Linked DNA regions of Homo sapiens: region 2 is linked to region 1. Evidence: chromatin loops called from intact Hi-C (ENCODE). Cell type or tissue: CD4-positive, alpha-beta T cell. All regions are shown on one strand. Links, peaks and the distances in the headings refer to the core of each region. The heading gives the core; the rest is flanking DNA.

The links. Hi-C counts contacts between places; a loop is a spot of excess contacts. Peaks named below come from ENCODE experiments on the same cell type or tissue, not always from the same donor. Only the 100,000 strongest peaks of a DNase experiment are listed, where the experiment ranks them.
Region 2: it touches region 1 in a loop (10-fold over the local background); 102 of 110 quality-filtered maps call a loop at or near these places.

What each region holds. Positions count from the first base shown.
Region 1 is chr22:46,538,489-46,549,016 of GRCh38, forward strand. LINC02925 (long intergenic non-protein coding RNA 2925) reads left to right here and starts at 3,007. Exons shown (of 2, transcript NR_186692.1): 1 at 3,007-4,446; 2 at 8,200-9,709. It overlaps LOC105373075 (a long non-coding RNA gene), which reads left to right and starts at 10,260. Exons shown (of 2, transcript XR_938316.2): 1 at 10,260-10,528. RefSeq lists enhancers at 8,150-10,528, 8,330-8,851, 8,852-9,371. In CD4-positive, alpha-beta T cell, for the core only: CTCF peaks have their summits at 4,003 (motif pointing left) and 4,206; a DNase peak (open chromatin) is centred at 3,983; H3K27me3 peaks cover 1,104 bases.
Region 2 is chr22:46,349,729-46,360,389 of GRCh38, forward strand. TRMU (tRNA mitochondrial 2-thiouridylase) reads left to right here. Exons shown (of 11, transcript NM_018006.5): 5 at 563-735; 6 at 2,393-2,446; 7 at 2,536-2,602; 8 at 4,039-4,139; 9 at 5,716-5,860; 10 at 6,262-6,344; 11 at 7,114-7,612. The coding sequence ends at 7,278. Among named protein-coding and RNA genes, the nearest start is that of TRMU, 19 kb to the left of the region's middle. In CD4-positive, alpha-beta T cell, for the core only: CTCF peaks have their summits at 5,844 (motif pointing right) and 6,043; a DNase peak (open chromatin) is centred at 5,853.

The DNA of each region.
Region 1 (10,528 bases), core at 1,603-6,602:
AAAAGTGACACACACCCCCGCCTCCTGCGGGGAACCACGGGGGGCCGGGGGCAGCTTTAGGTTTGCGTGACGGGTACACCTGCCTCCGGATGGGGCACAGGGATAAAGGGGGTGGAGGCTTAGGACTTGGCGACCCCCCGCATGGGCGGGGCTTTGGGACTGTGCCACCAGCGGCTGGGAAGGGCGCGCACTCCCTTGGTGGCGCTCGGGGCGCCGGAGTCCAGTGCAGCCCTTAGGCCTCCCAGTGGTCGGGGACGGTAGGTGGGGGTCGCCTCTTCTCTCCTAGAAGGGCTTCTCCTGGGGCCGGTCGGAGCGGTGGGGGTGGGAGTAATGCGCAGTCACCCCTAGAACGGGTCTTTTTGGCAAGGGAGGGTCGGATCCTGCAGCCAAATCTCTGAGCTGAGCTGAGATGAGTCCAGTCTCAACGAGGACCGTGGGCGGCTGTGGAGAACCGGAAGGGTTTCTCCCCCGGAGCGATGTGTCTGTGTGTGTGTCACACGCATACTCAGCCAACTTCGCTCAAAGCTGCTGAAACAGTGTCTTTGTGCTGAAGCCCAATGTGAGCATTTTCTTCCCAGTAGCAAGGATTTGAACACGTTATATTGATCTAAAAGGTGGAGTTGCTTTGGAACCTTTTAATTCGAGGTTTCCACTGGAGAGTCCTGTTGGGAAATGTGTGTGTGGAGGGAGGGGAGGAAGGAGAAAAGTCCGTCTCCTTAATGTGAGCGGTCCAGGACCTCCCCACCCGCCATATACCCTTCCACTGGGATTTTTCCGGGAAGGATGAAAGGACAGGAGTTCTGGGGCCGGAAGGCAGGGCGGGTCCCTGAGCCCGGAGCCTCCCAGTGGAAGGCTACTGGGCGGACCTGAAGGGGACCCAGGCAGGAGGAAAAACCAGAGAACCCCAGGAGTGCCTGTTTTGCAATAAGGCTTTAAGCAGAGTGGGTTGGGTTTAAATAAACAAAACTCAGCTGCAGCCAGTGGGTTCAGGTGTGGGCCTGCTTTTCTGGAATAAGGCACCTGCAGGCTGCGAGGTAACCACAGGGACTGCCCAACACCTAGGGACAGGGGAGGATGGATGAATCTCACTAACAGGATGTCCAGCAAAGACAAAAGATCATTCCATTCACGCTTAGACCGACAGCAAGCCCGACTCCACCATAACGTTTAGAGGTGTGCACAAATAGGGGAAAGATGAAGAAAAACAAGGAGGTGATTATGGGCACATTCAGGAGGGCTCTGGGGGAGGAGGGGCATCCCCTTCTGGACCTGAGGGTTACCAGAGTGTCGGCTTCATGATCACACTTTGAACTCCAAACACATGATTTGCGTACTTTTCCCTATGCCTGCATCTAGAGTCGGCAGTTTTTGTTTTTTTTTGTTTTGTTTTGTTTTGTTTTGTTTTGTTTTTTTGAGACAGAGTTTCACTGTTGTTGCCCAGGCTGGAGTGCAATGGCACGATCTCAGCTTACCACAACCTCCGCCTTCCAGGTTCAAGCAATTCTGCCTCAGCCTCCCTAGTAGCTGGGATTACAGGCGTGCGCCTCACGCCCGGCTAATTTTGTATTTTCAGTAGAGACGGGGTTTCTCCATGTTGGTCAGGCTGGTCTCGAACTCCCAACCTCGTGATCCGCCCACCTCGGCCTCCCAAAGTGCTGGGATTACAGGCATGAGCCACCGTGCCTGGCCTATTTTTATTTATTGCTAAATAGAGATGGGGTCTTGCTATGTTGCCTAGGTTGATCTCAAACTTCTGGGCTCAAGAGATCCTCCCACTTCAGCCTCTCAAAGTGCTAGGATTACAGGTATGAGCCACCACACCCTATTTAGAGTCCACAGTTTTATTTTATTTTACTTTATTTATTTTTGAGACGGAGTTTTGCTCTCTCACCTAGGCTGGAGGACAGTGGCGCGATCTCAGCTCAATGCAACCTCCACCTCCTGGGTTCAAGCAATTCTCCTGCCTCAGCCTCCAGAGTAGCTGGGATTATAGGCACACACCACCAGTCCTGACTAATGTGTGTATGTTTAGTAGAGACGGTTTCGCCATGTTGACCAGGCTGGTCTGGAACTCCTGACCTCAGGTGATCCACCCACCTCAGCCTCCCAAAGTGCTGGGATTACAGGCATGAGCCACCGCGCCGGGCCTAGAATCCACAATTTTAAGTAAGTGGGGAGGGGAGAGGGACTAACAAGACGGAGGCCGCAGCTTGTGCTGAGACGGCCAGGTGGTCCGGCCGCATCAGAAATCACGAGTTTGGAATGACTGGCACCTTCGAGGGGTTGAGCTTTAATTCTGCCACTAACTAGTTGTGTGACCTTCGCCAAGGCCTAACTCCTTGTTCTAACTGGACACAATAGTCCTAGACTCCTAGCGTTGTTGAAGGATTAACAAGACAATCTGTGTGAAGCGGTCGGCACAGGGTCTGGCTCAGGCATGGATCTGCCAGTAATAGCATTTACTATTTTCACAGTTGCTGTTTCCTAGCATGAGTTCAAGGCTGCCTCCTCTCTGTCTTCATTATGTGAATTGAATGTGGTCACACATCTGTGTTGGAGCAGAGGCAGGGGCTGCAGCTTTCAGCTGATTTCCCAAGGGGTCTGTACTTGGACACTGATCCAGTCCACCCAATGTGTTTCCAGAAAGTGGAGCTGATTCCTGGAGAGCAGAAGGGATATATGTGGGGCTTTTTGTAAAGGGCAGTGACCTATGTGGTGGGCTTGTCCACTGCCCGAGTCTGCGGCTCCCACAGGTCACTGCCCGGCTCATATCCTTCCCCTTTGGAATTGGCTTGGAGCAGGGTCTCTCCTCCCCGGCCCCTATGTGCCCACCATCTCTGGGGTCAGTGGCCCACTCATGACTCTCAGGGCGGGGAGGGGGCTTGGAGTTCAGTAACAGCACCCTGGGTCATTCTTGCACCTGTCACCCTGAGAGCCACTGACCAGTTTTCTGTGCCTAGAATCGCTGCTTGCGGCCTTTCTCAGGGGCTCAATGGATTGTAATTGATGTTTGTATTTTGCACTTGCCCGGAGGTGTTTCACGGGAAGTGAGCATTTTTTAAAACAAAAATAGAATTTAGAAAAAAAAAAGGCAGACACGATGGATTTCTAGTGTTGTACGTGCTGTAGAAAGCACTTGAAAATGCGTTTTGCCAGGGGCCGCAACCAGAAGCTACATGACTTCTGGAATCTGTTCCTTACACAGTAAATTCCTGGGCCAGTTGGTAAACAGCAAGGAGCCACAAGAAATCACTCATAGGCAAAAGCCGAGTGAGCCCAGGCCAAGCTCCACTTTGTCCACTTTGCCCTATTTTTGGAATTCAGGGGGAAACATCTTGGGAGCAGGCCCATTGCACCCCTCTGCCTCCTCTCGATGCCTTACAGTTGGTGGGGTTTGACACATGGAAAATTGTGAAAGTTAGAACACGGAACAAAAATGAAGCCTCAACATAGAGTTAATAGAGGCAAGGGGCTACAGAGAATTTAGATCCTAATCAAGCACGTCTTATGTACTAGCGCTTCCCTGGAAGGCCAGGATAACTTTATGACTACAAAGAAAACATGTTTTCCTGCTTGGAAGTTGCCAGAACTTGTCTAATATAAAAGCTGGGATTTCTTGCCCGTGGGCTGTCGCGTACGGCTACCCAGGCCGCCTCGTGAAGCCTCCTCCTGGGAGCTCGGCGCCCTCAGGTGCTCCCTGAGATGCCAGCACCTGAACGACCTGCTCCAGGGAGGCTTTAGCCCCAAGAAGGTTCTGGAAAGCTCCAGGAAGTTTAGCCGGCACGCACAAAAGCCAGAGACAAATCTCCAGCCTGCCTGGAAATGCTGTGGGCTCAGGGCAATGGGCTGAGGTCTTGTGTCCAAAACTGCTCTTGCATCTCCCTGGGGAGCCCGGGTGGGCAGGAACAACAAGGTCCTGTGGCCATGCCCTCGCCCCATGCTCACCCACACTGCCTGTGCCTGCTGGGCCCATCTCAGGGCTGCACTGGCCCCTAGTGGCCAAGCATGGGCTCTACCCCTCTGCGCCTGCCTGGCTGCCTGTGCAGGTGCCCACCACACTGTCCCTGAGCAGAGCAGAGACCAGCCTGAGCCCCGGGCTCCGTGGCTACCATGCTGAGAGTGAGCCCTGTGCATGCACACACACTTACGATGCTGCTGGCCCCGAGCAGTGGCCGGCCACACGGGCTGCTAGTCATACTGCCCGCTGCTCCTGGGACTCCTGAGCCCCTCACTCTCTATAGGGTGAGGATGCCCAGCTCTGCAAGACACACAGCAAACGGAGCCTCAGAGTGCACAGCGTGGAGATGGGGCTCCCCCCACAGGCTGCACCCCCATCTAGTCCCGGGGAACGAGAATGAAGGGCCTACCTGAGCACACAAGCCCCAGGAGGGCATGGGAGCTGCATTTGGGGGCAGTGACTGGGAGGGCTGCTGACTCCAGGCTCAGGTAAGGGAGATGCACGTGTTCCCGGAAGAGGGTCCACACCTGCTGAGTTCACGCTGCTGAATATCCTTGCTCCTATCACTATTATTATCATTGTCGTGGTCGATCTTGTTTCCTGGCCCCCACCTGATGCACATAAACGTTATCATGGAGCCAATATGGGGGAATATTGTCTCACTTGATTACTGTTCTTTTTTTTTTTTTTTTTTTCTGAGATGGAGTCTTGCTCTATCACCCATGCTGGAGTGCAGTGGCACAATCTCGGCTCACTGCAAGCTCCGCCTCCCAGATTCACACCATTCTCCTGCCTCAGCCTCCTGAGTAGCTGGGACTACAGGCACCCGCCACCACGCCTGGCTAATTTTTTTGTATTTTTGGCAGAGACGGGGTTTCACCATGTTAGCCAGGATGGTCTTGATCTCCTGACCTTGTGATCCGCCCGCCTCAGCCTCCCAAAGTGCTGGGATTACAGGCGTGAGCCTGCGCCCGGCCCTGATTACTGTTTACTGATTACTGATTACTGTTCTTCTTTACATACCTCCCTCCCTTTTTATTTCCCTGAAACTGGGTCTCACTCTGTCACCCAAGCTGGAGGGCAGTGGCATGACCACAGCTCACTGCAGCCTCAAACCCCTGGGCGCAAGTGATCCTTCTGCCTCAGCCTCCTGAGTAGCTGGGACTACAGGCACATACCACTATGCTTGGCTAATTTTTTCTTTTTAATGTTTGTAGTGACAGGGTCTTGCTACATTGCCCAGACTGGTCTCAAACTCCCAACCTCAAGCTATCTTCCCTCCTCAGCCTCCCAGAGTGCTGGCATTACAGGCATAAGCCTCTATGTCTGGCCTTATTTATTTATTTATTTATTTATTTTTGTTTCACTCTTGTCACCCAGGATGGAATGCAATGGCACGATCTTGGCTCACTGCAACCTCCAACTCCCAGGTTCAAGCGATTCTCCTGCCTCAGCCTCCCATGTAGCTGGGATTACAGGCATGCGCCACCACACCTGGCTAATTTTTTGTACTTTTAGTAGAGATGATGTTTCTCCATGTTGGTCAGGGTGGTCACGAACTCCTGACCTCAGGTGATCCACCCACCTCAGCCTCCCAAAGTACTGGGATTACAGGCATGAGCCACTGCGCCCGGCAAAACCTGCATTTTCTTGCACCATCTCTATCTCTAAGAGAAGTCTGAGTGACCTACATTTAAGTTCTCAAGTTAAACTATTACATTTCCCTGCAACCTTGGTGCGGTGGCTCACGCCTGTAATCCCAGCACTTTGGGAGGCCGAGGCGGGCGGATCATGAGGTCAGGAGATGGAGACCATCCTGGCTAACACGGCGAAACCCTGTCTCCACTAAAAACACAAAAAAATTAGCCGGGCGTAGTGGCGGGTGTCTGTAGTCCCAGCTATTCGGAAGGCTGAGGCAGGAGAATGGCGTGAACCCGGGAGGCGGAGCTTGCAGTGAGCCGAGATCGTGCCACTGCACTCCAGCCTGGGTGACAGAGTGAGACTCCGTCTCAAAAAAAAAAAAATGAGATCAAGGGCCAGGTACGGTGGCACATGCCGGCAATCCCAACACTTTGGGAGGCCAAGGTGGGTGGATCACTTGAGCCCAGGAGTTCAGGACCAGCCTGGGTAACATAATGAAACCCCATCTCTAAAAAAAAAAAATTTTTTTTTTTTTGAGACGGACTCTCACTCTGTCCCCAGGCTGGAGTGCAATGGCGCAATCTCAGCTCACTGCAACCTCCACCTCCCGGGTTCAAGCGATTCTCCTTGATCTCCTCCTCAGCCTCCTGAGTGGCTGGGACTACAGGTGTGCACCACCACGCCCAGCTAATTTTTGTATTTTTAGTAGAGATGGGGTTTCACCATGTTGGCCAGGATGGTCTCAATCTCTTGACTTCGTGATCTGCCCACCTCAACCTCCCAAAGAGCTGGGATTACAGGTGTGAGCCATTGCACCCGGCCCAAAAAATAAATGTAAAAAGAAAAAAAAAAGGAGACACACTTCACATATCTTAAAAATTACCCACTTTAAAGTGTACAATTCAATGCTTTCAGTATAGTCACAGAGTTGTGTAGTCATCACCGCTATCTAATTCCAGAACATTGGATCACCCCAAAAAGAAGCCCCAAAGTCATCATCAATCCCCTGCCAGCCCCCAGCAACTGATAACTGGCTTCCTGACTCTATGGATTTGCCTGTCCTGGGTGGTTTGTGTCAGTGGAGTCACACACTGTGTGGCCTCTTGGGCCTGGCTGCTTTCTCAGCATCACATTTCACTGTTCCTGCACATTGGGGCATAAATTGGTGCTTCCTTCCTTTTGAAGGCTGAGTAACGTGTCACGCTGTGGATACACTACAGTTTGTTTATCTACTCATCAGCCAGTGGGGATTTGGGCTGTTTCCACTTTTGGACTCTTTTGAATACCCTCCCTTCCTTTTGAGTGGAGAAAAAAGGGCAAGACATTCCCTCTGCAAAATTGCACACAAAATCTTTTTTAAAATTATTCTTTTTATATTTTGGCATTGTAACTACTACTAACCATGCTGTCATCAACGGCTCAAAGAGGACTTTCCCTGGGGACTTTCCTCTGCCCCTGCTGGGTATAGGGAGGAGCACTAAAGTTGCCCTGAGGGCCAGGCACGGTGGCTCATGACCGTAATCCCAGCACTTTGGGAGGCCAAGGTAGGTGGATCACCTGAGGTCAGGAGTTCGAGACCAACCTGGCCAACATGGTGAAACCCCATGTCTACTAAAAACACAAAAATTAGCTGGGCGTGGTGGTGCGCACGTGTAGTCCCAGCTACTCAGGAACCTGAGGCAAGAGAATTGCTTGAACCGGGGAGGCAGAGATTGCAGTGAGCTGAGATCAAGCCACTGCACTCCAGCCTGGGTGACAGAGCGAGACTCCGTCTCAAAAAAAGAAAAAAACTGTTCTGAGGTAGGATTGGCAGATTGGGGGTGGGGGAAGCCAGTGGCCCCTACTTTTCTGTCCCCTCCTAACACGCTCACCCACCCCCTGATGCTGTTGCTGGACAGGAGGGCCACCCACCGCAGCAGCCGTGAGTTGATGACACTCTGCCAGCCTGGCCTTGTCCTCCCTGGCCCCCCGCTTATGTCCTGATTGGAATGGGGAAGCAAGAACAACCACACTTGAACCACCCACTGTCTCCTTTCCTTCATGCACATTCAGCCATTCATTCAATATTCATTCAATACCGTGGTAGACATGGACACCCCTCCCCCCACAGAGAGATTATTGTCATGGGAGAATACAGACAGTACATGTCAGATTATTTTTTTCTCTTCCTGAACTTGCAAAACTTTTCTGGGGTGCAAGAGAGATGGGCAGGTGATTGTGGGCAAGAACGATTCTACAGGAATGGGAGAGACCCAGAAAAGCTAGAGACAGTGTCAGCATTCTAATTATTATTATTGGTTTTGTTTTTGTTGTTTTTTTTGAGACACAATCTTGCCCTGTTGCCCAGGCTGGAGTGCAGTGGTGCGATCTCGGCTCACTGCAACCTCCGCCTCCCCGGTTCAAGCGATCCTCCTGCCTCAGCCTCCTGAGTAGCTGAGATCACTCCCGGCTAATTTTTTTGCATTTTTAGTAGAGATGGGATTTCACCATGTTGGCCAGGCTGGTCGCAAACTCCTGACCTCAAGTGATCCGCCCCGCCTTGGCCTCCCAGTGCTGAGATTGCCGCATCCTAATTATATCATTGTATCTTCTTTTTAAAGATTAAAAGACAGACGGCAACACTGGGGTTGCAGAGCTCAGGAGCCAGTCCTGGCCCCCTGCCTCCTCCCTCATGAGGTTCCCCTGATCCCCAGGACATCGGCTTCCACATCTGCACATCTGGGAGACAAATGCACCATCAGGGAGGGCAAATCATACCTGGGAAGGGCCTGACTCCAGCAGTTTCAGCAGTGGCTGAAAGATCATGGCTATTTTTGCCATCATTACAATGGAATGTCCACTCCCTCCAGCCACCTCCACAGCAATCAACACCGGTGTCCAGCCACTCTACATGGACGTGTGGGGAACAGAGCACAGGCCTCTTGGCTTGGCTGTGGTCACCGGGAGGGAGCAGGGAGGGACAGCTGCCAAGAGGATGGGGGAGGGAGCCTGCTACTCAGGAACGCTGGGGCAAGACATGAGACAAAGGGCTGCCTTCACCCACCAGTAGGAGCCTGACCCTGAGCCCAAAGAAACTGCCCACCTGTGTGCTGACCCCAGGGCCTGAGGACAGGTCCCCAAGTGGACGTCTCAAAGAGAGTCCCACATTCCAGGGCACATGGGAACTATGGCCTTCTGGCAGCTGGAGGGCAGCAGGAAGGGCACAGCTGTCTGAGACCCGTGTGGCTTCCCAGAAAGAGGTGCCACCCCTGAGGAGGCACCGGTGCTCACGGACTCCTGGTTGCCAGTCTTGCCAGGGCAAAAAGGCAAGCGAAGGAAACCCTCTCTTCGTGGGGCACTCTGCCTTGCAGTGTCAGGTGAGATCCCGGGGGGAAAGCTGGCTTGAGCTCCTCTGGAATGTGCAGGGAGGACTCCGTCAGGCCCGGCTCTGCCTCCAAGCTGGGCAGCAGGCGAGCCCCAGAGCTCCACCAGCCCCACTGGCAGAGGAGGGCCCTCACGAGGCAGGAGCCCATGATTCATGCCCTGCTGGAATTTGTCGAGCATGCCGAGATTTGCAGCTCCTCCGAGATTGGGTCCTGCCCTGATCAAAAGAAAAGAAGATGGATGAGGACACTATAAATAGGCCAGAGCCACCCAGCTGGCCTCGGGGATGCAGGCGGTATGTGTTCTGGGCTCTCACGAAGCTAAGAAACTCTAAATCCAAGGTGACATCGTGGCACACCGCCACCTGCTTCAGGGGGACACAGGGGACAAGGAGGAGCTATTGGCAGAGCGCTCGGTTCCTGCAAGTTCCAACTTCTGCTAAAATTGGTTAATTGGTTCCTTTGCATGATTCAGGGCACACAGGCTTCTCTGTCCACAAAATTTGCTCGCCTGCACACCCAGAGAAATGGACTTGGCTTGGTTTTTCTGAACTTTTGCCTCTGCGGAATCAGCAGTGGACGTGTGAGCTGGGGCCTCTGTCCCTGTCATGTGAGGAGGTCAGGCAGGACAAGCAGGAAGCACTGGGCAATGAGTCAGGAGGCCTGGTGGGGAGCTTGGGTGAGTCTGTTTTCCTCTCTGGACCTCAGTCTTCTCCTCTGGTTGATGTAATAAAATCCTACAAACTGAGTCTTTTTTTTTTTTTTTGAGACAGAGTCTTACTCTCTCACCCAGGCTGGAGTGCAGTAACATGATCTCAGCTCACTGCAACCTTCATCTCCCGGGTTCAAGCAATTCTCCTGCCTCAGCCTCCTGAGTAGCTGGGATTACAGGCATGCACCACCATGCCCGGCTAATTTTTGTATTTTTAGTAGAGACAAGGTTTCACCATGTTGGCCAGGCTGGTCTCGAACTCCTGACCTCAGGTGATCCACCCGCCTTGGCCTCCCAAAGTACTAGGATTACAGGTATGAGCCACTGCACCCAGCCACACAAACTTAGTGTTTTGTTTTGTTTTGTTTTGTTTTGAGACAGAGTCTCGCTGTGTCGCCAGCTGGAGTGCAGTGGCGCGATCTCAGCTCACTGCAAGCTCCACCTCCTGGGTTCATGCCATTCTCCTGCCTCAGCCTCCCGAGTAGCTGGGACTACAGGTGCCCACCACCACGCCCGGCTAATTTTTTTTTTCTTAGTAGAGACAGGGTTTTACCGTGTTAACCAGGATGGTCTCGATCTCCTGAACTTGTGATCCGCCCGCCTCAGCCTCCCAAAGTGCTGGGATTACAGGCGTGAGCCACCACGCCCGGCCCAAACTTAGTCTTAAAGTTAACTTAGTCTTAAACAAGATGCTGATTATCTGCTGGTTGCGGAGGTCAGCGGTCTGAGATGGCTCTCTCTACATCTCTACATGGGTGAACGTCACAATGTCTGCCTTGTTGGGGTCAAGCCAGGTTCTGCTGGGAAGCCAGTGCTCGTGGTCTGCCAGAGTCCAGGACGGGGCTGTGCAGTCGG
Region 2 (10,661 bases), core at 3,780-8,779, 190 kb before region 1:
GTCAGCTGAGACTCTCAACAAAAAAACGTTTTTACCAAGAAAGCTAATGCCTTCACAGGTAGGGCGCTGCTGGAGGCATGTGCTGGCCGCCGGGCAGTGAACCTGGAAAGTGTAGAGTCCTTGAAACCACTGTGGCACGAACACATCCTGTGGTTGTTGGAAGAAGGCACAGCTGACACTATATCAGTGGAATTTTCTGCCAGCAACTAGCTTACTCCATTTTCCAAGATTTGGCTGAATTTATTTTAGGTGTTTTTTTTTTTTTTTCTTATCACTTGAGAACATTTTTTCATGTGATGTTTCATCTTTGAAAATATTATAATCTGAAGTATGAGCTGGAATAATTTCTTTGTCATGTAAAATCCTTGTTTTTTTTTTTGGAGGTGCGAATTTTTCTTACATTAACCCGTGGTGGTCTTTTCCCTAGTAGTTGCTATTGAGTGTTGATGTCTGCCTCTGACAGGCTAGGGGTAGTCTGTCTAAGTGAACAGAAGGACATTGTTGAAAGTGAAGTATCATTATTTTTATTCCTGCATCGTCTTTTGTTCTTTATTCTTGGCAGCGGTAAAACTCCTCCAGGCAGCTGACAGCTTTAAAGACCAGACCTTCTTTCTCAGCCAGGTTTCCCAGGATGCCCTGAGGAGAACCATCTTCCCTCTGGGGGGATTAACGAAAGAGTTTGTAAAGAAAATCGCTGCTGAGAATAGACTTCATCATGTGCTTCAGAAGAAAGAGGTACGAGTGAGCAGTTGCCTTTGATTAGTGCCTGTTTCCCTTTCCCGACTGCATGGCACGGAGCAGCTGGACCTGTGGGTCCCGCACCACTTCCCCTTCTCCAGGACCTAACATCAAAGGCGGGCCTTGGAGCAATAGATGGAGGAGTTTGCTGAGGCGCACGGTACAGGGCTCTGCTGACATCGGGAGCAGCCTATACGAGACTCCTTGCTTTTTTCCTCTCCTCTGCCCCTATGTGGTAGGCAGCTTTCCCCACAGCCTTAGCAGCTGGTGGGGTGCTCTTGGGATGGCCTGCCTGCCAGGTGAGTGCCAGGCAGTGTGATGCAGCCCCGAGACCCCTGGAGGGGCAGGTGCTGTGCCGCCGTCTGCACACTCATGTGCCCTGTCACCCGCTTGCCCGGCACAGACTCGTTCGGTGCCATCTGTTCGGGCGCTGTGCTGCTGGGCCGCGAGGAATTGGTGACGCGCACACAGTTCCATCTTCGCCTCCATGGAGCCCGCCCGCGAGTGGGGGACACAGGCAGGAGGCCAATCAGTGTAAACCTAGAAAATGTCTACGGAGGGAGGTGTAGGACCCTGGGTGGGAAGCACCAGTGGGGTCTGAGAGTAGGGAATGGAGATGCCAAAAACGGCCTCAAAAGAAGTCACATGGAACCTGAGACCTGAAGGAGGAGAGGATCCGGTGTCCCAGAGAGGGCTGGGAAAGTCCAGATGAGGGAACGGCAGTGCAAAGGCCTTGAGGCGAGGAGAAGCCAGGGAGCCGCTGTGGGGGTGCCTGCCTGTGGCCCCAGCTCCTCAGGAGGATCGAGCGCACCCAGGAGTTTGAGGACAGCCTGGGCAACACAGCGAAACTCGTCTCAAAAAGAGAGAACCCGGAGTGTTGGCGGAACTAGGATGAAGCCCGTGGGAGGGCCTTGGGGATGGAGGGCGAGGGCGCTGTGGGATGAGCCTCACCTCTTCAGGGGCCAGTGCGGTGGGAGCTGTTGCTCCTTCGTGTCTCTTCCTGGTAATGGAAACGGCCATACCTTTCATCAGAGCCATCTTCCCTGAAGAGCACGCCCACCGCCCGTCCTCCTCTCCTCTTGTTTTCCGTTTCCGGTGTCGCTCTGTGGTGGGAGCCGCAGGGATGGAAGGGCAGTCTTGAGAGACACAAACCAGAGTAAACGATGCAGCCCCTGATGGGGCCACGGTGGAGAGCGCACGCCACCCAGGCTCCCCAGCTAGGGCAGATGTGCTTGAGGAAGGCGCCTCTCTCCTCTGACTCCCCTGGAGCCCTCCCCTAAGGCCTTAGCTTCAGGCCTGGCTTTCCTGCTACCTGCCCCTTCTCTGGTCCCTGTCTCTCCCCCACTCCTCGCAGGACAGTGGCCTGAAGGACCTGACCGGGTTCTGCTTTCTTCCCCGGGGCAGCTGGTGTGAGGGTCTCCCGCGCAGGGTCAGACCCCGCGGGCCGAGACAATGAGGCGTTCTCTAAGGCTCTGGCATCGTGTGCGCCGGCTGTGACTGGCGGCCGAGGGTGCCGGTGGGCAGCCGGGCCCCTACCCTGGAAGCAAAGTGTGGGGTGAGGCCGGGAGGCCCCAGGGCCCGCTCAGGACGTCTGGGTACAGCTTGGGCCACCGCCACTTCTGCTCCTCTCACGGCTGCCGTCTTCTCATTTCAGAGCATGGGCATGTGTTTCATCGGGAAGAGGAATTTTGAACATTTCCTTCTTCAGGTGCGTGCTGCTCTTTGACACAAAGAGATGGGGCTGCGTGTCTGCCCTGGGCCTAGATCTCCGTCGGTAATGACATGTTTGTTTTCCAGTATCTGCAGCCTCGACCTGGTCACTTTATTTCCATAGAAGACAATAAGGTTCTGGGAACACATAAAGGTGAGGTGCAGACTCTGCCACTTGTCATCTGAAATGCCTAGAGCTGTGGCGTTTCAGCTCTGGGAGACTAGACCAGAGTTCCTGTCGTCCCTTCCACTTGGCTGGAGAATTGTAGAAGGCTCTGTGGGGCGGCCGGGGGCGGGCACGGCCTAGGGTGGAACAGTTGCCTTGATGGTGGCTGGGTGCACTTCCAGATGTGGCCTCAGCTGAGATGCTGGAGTTCATGAAAAGCGCGCCTCTGACTTGGAAGGACTATACTCTGTGAGTTACGTATCAAGTCCCTGTAAAAAGAATGATTTCCTTCCTGTGTAAGGAAAATGTTAAACTACACAAAACTCCACTCTGATTCAGGGAGTAAGGTGGACGTCCCGGCATGGTGTGAATGATTAAGGACCACATGCAGCGATGGGATCAGGCGTCCGCGCTGGCCAGAGTGCTGCTCGCTCATGTGCAGACCCTTACTGCGGTGAGGCCTGCGTGAGCCTGTGCTGTGCCTGGTGTCAGGGGACAGGCTCCGAGTCAGTCACAGTGTGCAGTCCTGCTGTGGGGACAGAGTGCAGCCATTGTTGGGTTAGTACAGTGGCGGGGATGTGCCTGCCGGCGTGATGATCAGGCAGGTCTTGACACAGCACAGACCTGAGCTGTGGGACTGGCCAGGAGAGCCAGGCTGCAGCTCAGGTGTAGGGCGTCTTGCAGTGAATTGCACTTGGAGATCTTCCACCTCTTGTGGAGGGGAGACGGCAGGCGGAGCCGGGGCTAGGCATTCCTGAGACAGGTGGAGGTGACAGCTTTGCTTGGGACAGAACTGCCAGACAGGATTGCCCATGTATCTGCCAGCCCTGGCCCCAGCAGGAGCCAGTTGGATGACTCATGGCTTCCACCTGCAGTTCACTTCACTGAAGAAGGCTGCCGGCCCAGGCCACGTGGTAAATCCCATGAGGTTCTCTCTGCCTGTGTGCCCCACTGCAGGGGAGGGAGGCAGTGAGTTTGCCATCTGCTGTGTGACATTGTGAGGGTGCGCAGAGCAGCTGGGGGTAGCCCTGATGCAGTTACTGCATTAGATGGACACTGTGAAGACGTGCAGCTATGTCATGGGCTCAGCAAGAAGGGCCCCTGGCGTCACACAGGGCACCCAGCCGCATCCTGGGCCTAGGGTCAGGGGCTCCTACAGCTGGAACCTGCACCTTCTGGGGCACAAGGTGCCTTCTTTGTGGCCACCACACCCCATGTCCAGCCCAGGCCTGGACAATGATGAGATGTGCTCAGGTGCTTGGTCAGGGCTGGCTTTGGTGGTTGGAGAATCGTATCTTCCTAGTGAGTTACACCATTGCTGGGCCTGCTCTGGGCTGCCCTCCCAGCATCTGCCTTCATGATGAGGCGTGACATGTGGGCTGTAACTTGTTGCCCAGCCTCATGGAGAAACTGTCTTTCTGTAGGTTGGTTCCTGTATACCTTGGGCCAGAGAGCAAACATAGGTGGCCTGAGAGAGCCCTGGTACGTGGTGGAGAAGGACAGCGTCAAGGGTGACGTGTTTGTGGTGAGTGGGCCGGCCTCTGAGACAGCACTGGGGCTGGTTCTGGCAGGGCCAGCAGTGCTTCCAGACCAGGGCTTGAGAAGGCCTCCAGCAGCCGTGGCTTCCTGGAGGCTGTGACTAACTCTGTTCCTGTCCTTGGTCCCCTGCCTTTCCTGGGACTGGCCATGGTGGCAGGAGAGTTTTAAGGTATTCATTAGGCTGAGTTGTATGCTGGTCTCTTAATCATCCCTGAACCCCGATACACAGATACAGTTTCTCCAATTTTATGAAAGAGGACAGCGACGCCCAGAGCTTGGGTGGCTCATCCGGTGGAGAGGGCATGGCCTCAGTGCCAAGGATGGTGCCCACCATGGTAGGATCCAGTGAGTTGTTGTCAGGCAGGTGCAGATGGCCAAGCCAGGATCAAACCAAGCCTTCCACCACAGTGGGGACCTTACCACTGTGACCCTGGCCTCAAAGCAGGGCCGCTCAGTGGCGGCAAGCTCACCCCACCTTCAGGGGACCTTGCCAGTGTCTAGAGGCATTTTTGGTTGTCACAGCTTGGGTGGAAAAGCAAGGACGCGGGTGCTGCTGCATCTGTGGGTCAGGCCGGGGATGCTGCTTGCCGTGTTCAGCACAGCCTCTTCCCTGAGTGACCCGGCCTCCACCTTGGCGCGTGGAGCTGAGAAGGCCCACTCTCAGCACCCTGGCTGCCGGCTCATGTTCTGGCACGAATGCTGGGGCGCCTTCTCTTAGACGGAGGCGGGGGCCAGCAGGCCCCACCCACCGATTCCAGGACATCTCCTTACTAGGAAGACCTGTGGGGAGAAAAGCCTGGCTGCGAATGAATTAAATGATCTAGATTTCAGTTTGCTGTGAGAAGACCAGAAGGGTTAACCAACGGCCTCCTGTCCCTGGACGGGTCTTGGTGCCTGCTTAGAACCCAAAGCCCTTAACTTCATGCTCCTCGTCCTGCTTCAGGGGCGGGGCTTGGCACAATCCCAGGAGGTGCCAGGTCTCAATGGCCCGAGGCCATGGGTGGGTGACAGGGAGCAGGGGCCTCAGAACCAACCTAGGGTATCTGGGGCCCCCCAGACCAGGGCCAGTCCTGGGGCACCTGTGGGAAGCCAGCAGCTACCAGTCCCTCCTTTCTCCTCAGCCATTTGGTGTGTGGAGGAATTCCTGGGGTGGCCTTGAGAGAAGAGCCCGTGGTGTGGCTGGCCCCTGTCCCTGCGAATAGAAAAACCAGTCCTCGAGGGGGGCCGTGCTGCTGCCCCACAGGTGGTTGCAGGTAGAGGGCCTGAGTCAGACTTGAACCTGCAGCATTCACTGTCATGGGCTCGGATCTCACCCCTGCCTCTTGCCCACTCTGACATGGTACTTCCTTCCTGGGCCTTAGTCTCCTCATCTGTAAAATGGGGATTCAAAGGCCCGGCGGGTGATGAGATGAATTTCTGTGGGTAGAACACTTCGAGCGGTGCCAGCACCGTTACCTGTGTGTGTGTGTGCTGGTAGGACAGTTGTTCCCAGGGACCACACTGAGGCCGGCCTTGGGGCCAGGTGCCCCTCGGCGTCCCCACCTTCACATTCCATTCTGCAGGCCCCCCGGACAGACCACCCAGCCCTGTACAGGGACCTGCTGAGGACCAGCCGCGTGCACTGGATTGCGGAGGAGCCTCCCGCAGCACTGGTCCGGGACAAGATGATGGAGTGCCACTTCCGATTCCGCCACCAGATGGCACTAGGTGACTGACGGGAGGGCTCCTGAGGACGGGCCCCTTGAAGCTGAGCTTCCTGAGGCCAGATTTGGGCCAGGGATGGGAGACCCTGGGGTAGGAAAGTCCCGTTGTGGAGATCATTTGGAGATTACCTAAAGTATTTAGAACTCCCGTGTCCTGTGCCTGCCCTGAGCGAGGCCTGGGGGTGCTGGGAGCAGATGCAGGCAGGCCCCGGCGTGTTGGGCTGAAGCAAGTGTGTACACTGCCCCGCAGTGTCCTGCTGCGTCCAGGGCCCAGGCTGGTGCCCTGCCCTTCCCCTCTAAGCAGGGGTTTTTGACCCCGTGGGCTGGTGCTCCTTTCTCCCTGGGGGCCTGAGGTCGACCAGGAAAGGCCTGTGCCCCCTCCAAGGGCCCCTCTCTTCTACCCAGTGCCCTGTGTGCTGACCCTCAATCAAGATGGCACCGTGTGGGTGACAGCTGTGCAGGCTGTGCGTGCCCTTGCCACAGGACAGGTGCGTGGGGTGTGGGGGTGAGCCCGGGGAGGACTGTACTGCTCTGCACCCTGCCAGGGCACCCGGGTTACAGAGGAAGGGGCTGAGGCCCAGGAGTAGGGTGTGCTCGGGTCACACAGCTGGTGAGGGCAGAGTGCCACCAGCCCTGCCCTGGGGGCTCCTCCCACAGTGACAACTGTGAGAGGATTTCCACTCTGGTGTCACCAACCAGCCAGTTCCTGCTCGGGCCCTGAGAGGCTCAGCTGCTGCCCGGGCCCCAGAAGCGAGGACAGAAAATGGAAGGGGCATGAGGACAGTGCTCAAAGAGGCAGAGGGTCGGGGCCCCTGTGGGCCGAGTGTGCAGGAGCTCCCAGGGTGGGCGCCTGGTGGGTGTAGGCCTGAGGAATCTCCAGGGGCAGGTGGTGGGAGGGAACCTGGGGTGAGGGAAGCGGAAGCATCCTCTGGCTGCCACCATGCTCCTTCCTGTCACAGCTCCACATTCCCAAGGGGTGCAGAGACCTGCCAGTCCCTTGGAGTCCCAGGAGAGGCCCCTGTGACTGTCCCACTCAGGGAGAGGTACCCTGAAGACCCTCCCTAGTGAAGCCACTGGGTGCCCCAGGCCTCTCCTCTCCTGTTCAGCAGCAGCAGCAGCAGCAAAACCCTGCTCCCCTGGGAGCTCAGTGCCTGGTGCTCCGAGCACAGGCCAGGCCCCATAGGGGAGCACTCTGCCCCTGCCTGCCCTCGGCTGGCTCCCTGTGGCACCCCTGATGCCAGGGTCTCTCCCCTACAGTTTGCTGTGTTCTACAAGGGGGACGAGTGCCTGGGCAGCGGGAAGATCCTGCGGCTGGGGCCGTCTGCCTACACGCTCCAGAAGGGCCAGCGCAGAGCTGGGATGGCCACTGAGAGCCCCAGTGACAGCCCAGAAGATGGTCCAGGCCTGAGTCCCTTGCTCTGACAGAGATGGATCTGCTAGAAGGAACCTGGAGAGCAGGACCCATGGCTGGGCGGCTGGTGAGCAGTCCAGGTGCCCAAGGGCCAGCTTGCTGCTGCCCAAAGCAGAGGAAGCCGGGCTGGCTGAGGGTCCGAAAAGCCTGCAGGGGCCCGGCGAGCCCCAGGAAGAGCCTCAGCTCCAGGCTGGGGCTCTGGCTGCTGGAGCATCTGCTGGCTGGTGGGGTGGCCCGAGTTCCCCTTCACCGCCCCCAGGGAGGGTTTCCCACCTCAGAGTACACCGAGGGGACCTGCAGAGGGGGCTGTCGGGACAGCGTGGAATAAACATTATTTCAAGGACACATAGTCTGATCGCTGCTTCCACTGGGGCCCAGGGGGCTCCACATCACTGACTCCCTGGCGTGGAAAGGCAGGTGGACTGCAGACGCAGCCATGGCAACCTGCGTACCTCTCCCTGAGGTCCCAGCTGCTCCATCCTCTGCCCCCGTATCCCTGCTCCTGGACTCCAGAGTAGGTGCCTGCGATGCTGACCTGTGTCCTTGGCTCTCTTCCTCTTGCTGGGCTTGAGTCCTTCGTAGCGTGTTGTTGGTGCCTCAAGACAGGTTCCTGCGGGGACCAGAGGTGCATTCCCCTTCTCTGGGTGGGAAGGTTCCAGAGGCAGCCAGGTGGTGCGCAGAGGGCCTTGCCCAGATGCCCTGAGTTCTTGCTGGTGCGTCAGGGTGGGGGCTGCCATGGGGCCCACTGTCCATCCTGACCCCTCCTCCCATCTCCCCACTGGGTGTCCCCTGACCTGGGGCACCCTTCCTTCTAGCCTAGGCCCCCACGCAGCAGGGAGTGTCCTGAGGGTGAGGAGTGGGCCAGAACCCCGCAGGCCAGGTGAGGAAACGGGGCCTAAGGTGGAGCCGTGGCCCTTGCTGGGCTGGGGTGGGGAGGTGGGGGGTGTGGGGTCAGTGCTGCCCTGGCCAGGGGCAAGCCCCAGCTCTACCAGGCAGGCAGAGCGCTGGCCAGTGGGACCAGACAGGCCCCTGGGGATCCTCGGCCCAGCTGGGCATGGAGGCCGAGCTAAAGCGCCGCGTTTGTTCTGCCAGCTCAGCCCAGCACGGAGCCTCCCTGGGCTCAGGGGTTCCCTGATTTATGGCTGTGGTCGGGCCTCCAGCCTGGGAACTGAGGGTGGGAGAGCCCTTGTGGTGCCTACTGCTCTGCCCTAGGTGAACCCTCCCAGGTCACAGAAACATGAGTAGGTGGGAGGTGGGGCAGCCAGGCAGAAGGTGGTGTGGGCACCAGGCCAGCAGCGCTAAGGCTGCCCCCGCTCCAACCTCCAGCGGGCTCCACCGTCCTGCCAGCCTCAGGGCCTGTGCATCGGCCAGTGGAGGAAGCGGGGACACAAACCTGCCTCTGCCCCCTTGAGCCCCCAGGCTCCATGGTGACAGCTTCCTGACTGGCAGGGCTCCCCTCTCTAGCAGGCACAATGGCCTGCCCTGCCCCCTACAAGGCCACTGGCCAACTCTGGAGGGCTTTGGTGCGATGTCTCAGAGATTCAGCAGAAACTGTTGGCCAGGGGACCAAGTCTCCAGGCTGCTCTTCTGGCCTCTTTCCTACCCTCCCCAGCACCCAAGGCTGGCACACTCCAGAGGCTGTGCCCCTCAGATGACTTCTTGAAGACCTGGGGGCCTCCAGGAGCACAGGTAGCTAGGTAGCCCCTTCTGCCTGCAAGGGTACCCCCAGTGGCCTGGCCTTAGCCCCTTGCCACACCTATCCATGAAGACGATGGGGGAACATTTTCCAGGCCAAGAGCTGGGTGCCTGTACACCTACACCTACTCCCTGCTTGTGATACAAATGAAAGCAAAGCCCTCGCTCTCCTCTCCCCCTACGTTGTTCCCGGATAATCTCAGTGATACATGGGTCCTAGGATGATGCCCCCTCACCTCACACCTGGGAGGCTCCTTCCCGAGGCCCTGAGCTGGTTTCAAACACCCTGAGCCTGCCTTCTCCCCAGTCTCTGGCTCCCATGTTGCCCTGTGCCGGAGCCTTGCCTGGGCCCAAGCCCCTTCCTTCTTGGGGAGGTTTCTTTTTTTTTCTTTTCAAGAGACAGGGTCTTGCTCTGTTACCCAGGCTGGAGCGCAGTGGTGTGATCACAGCTCACTGCAGCCTTGACCTCCCAAGTAGCTGGGACAACAGGCATACACCACCACACCCAGCTAACTTTAATTTTGTTTTAGAAACAGTCTTGCTATGTTGTCTAGGCTGGTCTTGAGCTCCTGGCCTCAAGCGATCTTGCCTCAGCCTCCCAAAGCACTGGGACTACAGGCATGATCCACTGTGCTAAGTTTTAAAAACTGTAGAGATGGAGTCCTGCTGTGTTGCCCAGTCTGGTCTGGAACTCCCGCCTCAGCCAGCCACTGTTGGGATTACAGACATGGACCACTGCCTGACCCTCCTGGGGGTCTTAACAAGCCTTGCCTCCAGGCTGAGGAGCCCAAGGCGAGGCTGAAGCTGTGACTGAAGCAGCTGCGGTCACCCCTGTCACCTGGGCCGGGGGAGTCGACGCCCTGTGGCTTGGCCGGTGTTTGTGCTGTCATCTGTTCAGGCAGGATCACAGAGGGGCTCGTTCAGCCCTCACCCGTCACGGTCTGCTGCGGATGCTCTGCGGAGCACTTCGTGGTCCTCACATGGACATCCTGGCCTGGCTGATGGACAGGCCTGCTCCGGGCTACCTGGACTGCTTTCTCTCTCTCAGATGCTTCTAGTATTTTCCTGCTAATCATGGCTTTGGGGTTGAGGTAGAAATATTCTATCATGTTAGCCACTGAGCATTCTAGGATGTAAACGTTAGCAGGTGAACTGAGGAGAAAGCAACAACTTGAAAAATGACCTCAGGCACATGGGTGGTTTTTCCTCTCTCAGATTTGACCCGGGGGTGGCCCTAATCTGTGGTCCTGTGCAGCCAGCACCAGGGCAACAACTCCAGAGAGGCCTGGGAAACGGGGGCACTGTGGACTAGAGAGGGTTGGGGTTCCCATTTTTCTCTCTTTGCTGTCACTACTTTTCCTTAAGGGTGAGCCCTGTTTCCTTAAGGGTGGAAGCGTGAGACAGTGCAGGTGGCTAGAGCTCTGGGAGAAACCCATCTTTCTGGACAGAGAAACCAAGAAAAGGGACCCCAGAAGTGAGAAAATGCAAGGCAAATTCCAGCAAGGAGAGTGCTGGAGAAGCAGACCCCCAGATTCTCTACATGTGCTGACACACGTCCCTGCCCACCCCACCTGTGAGTGCAGGCAACGACCCAAAACAGCACAGCCAAGGCCAAGGGCTGACCTGGTGGTGGACCTGCTGCTCGTGGAAAGAGAGACAGAACCAGTGGTCAGAACCTAAACCAGGTTGCCTGCTGCTG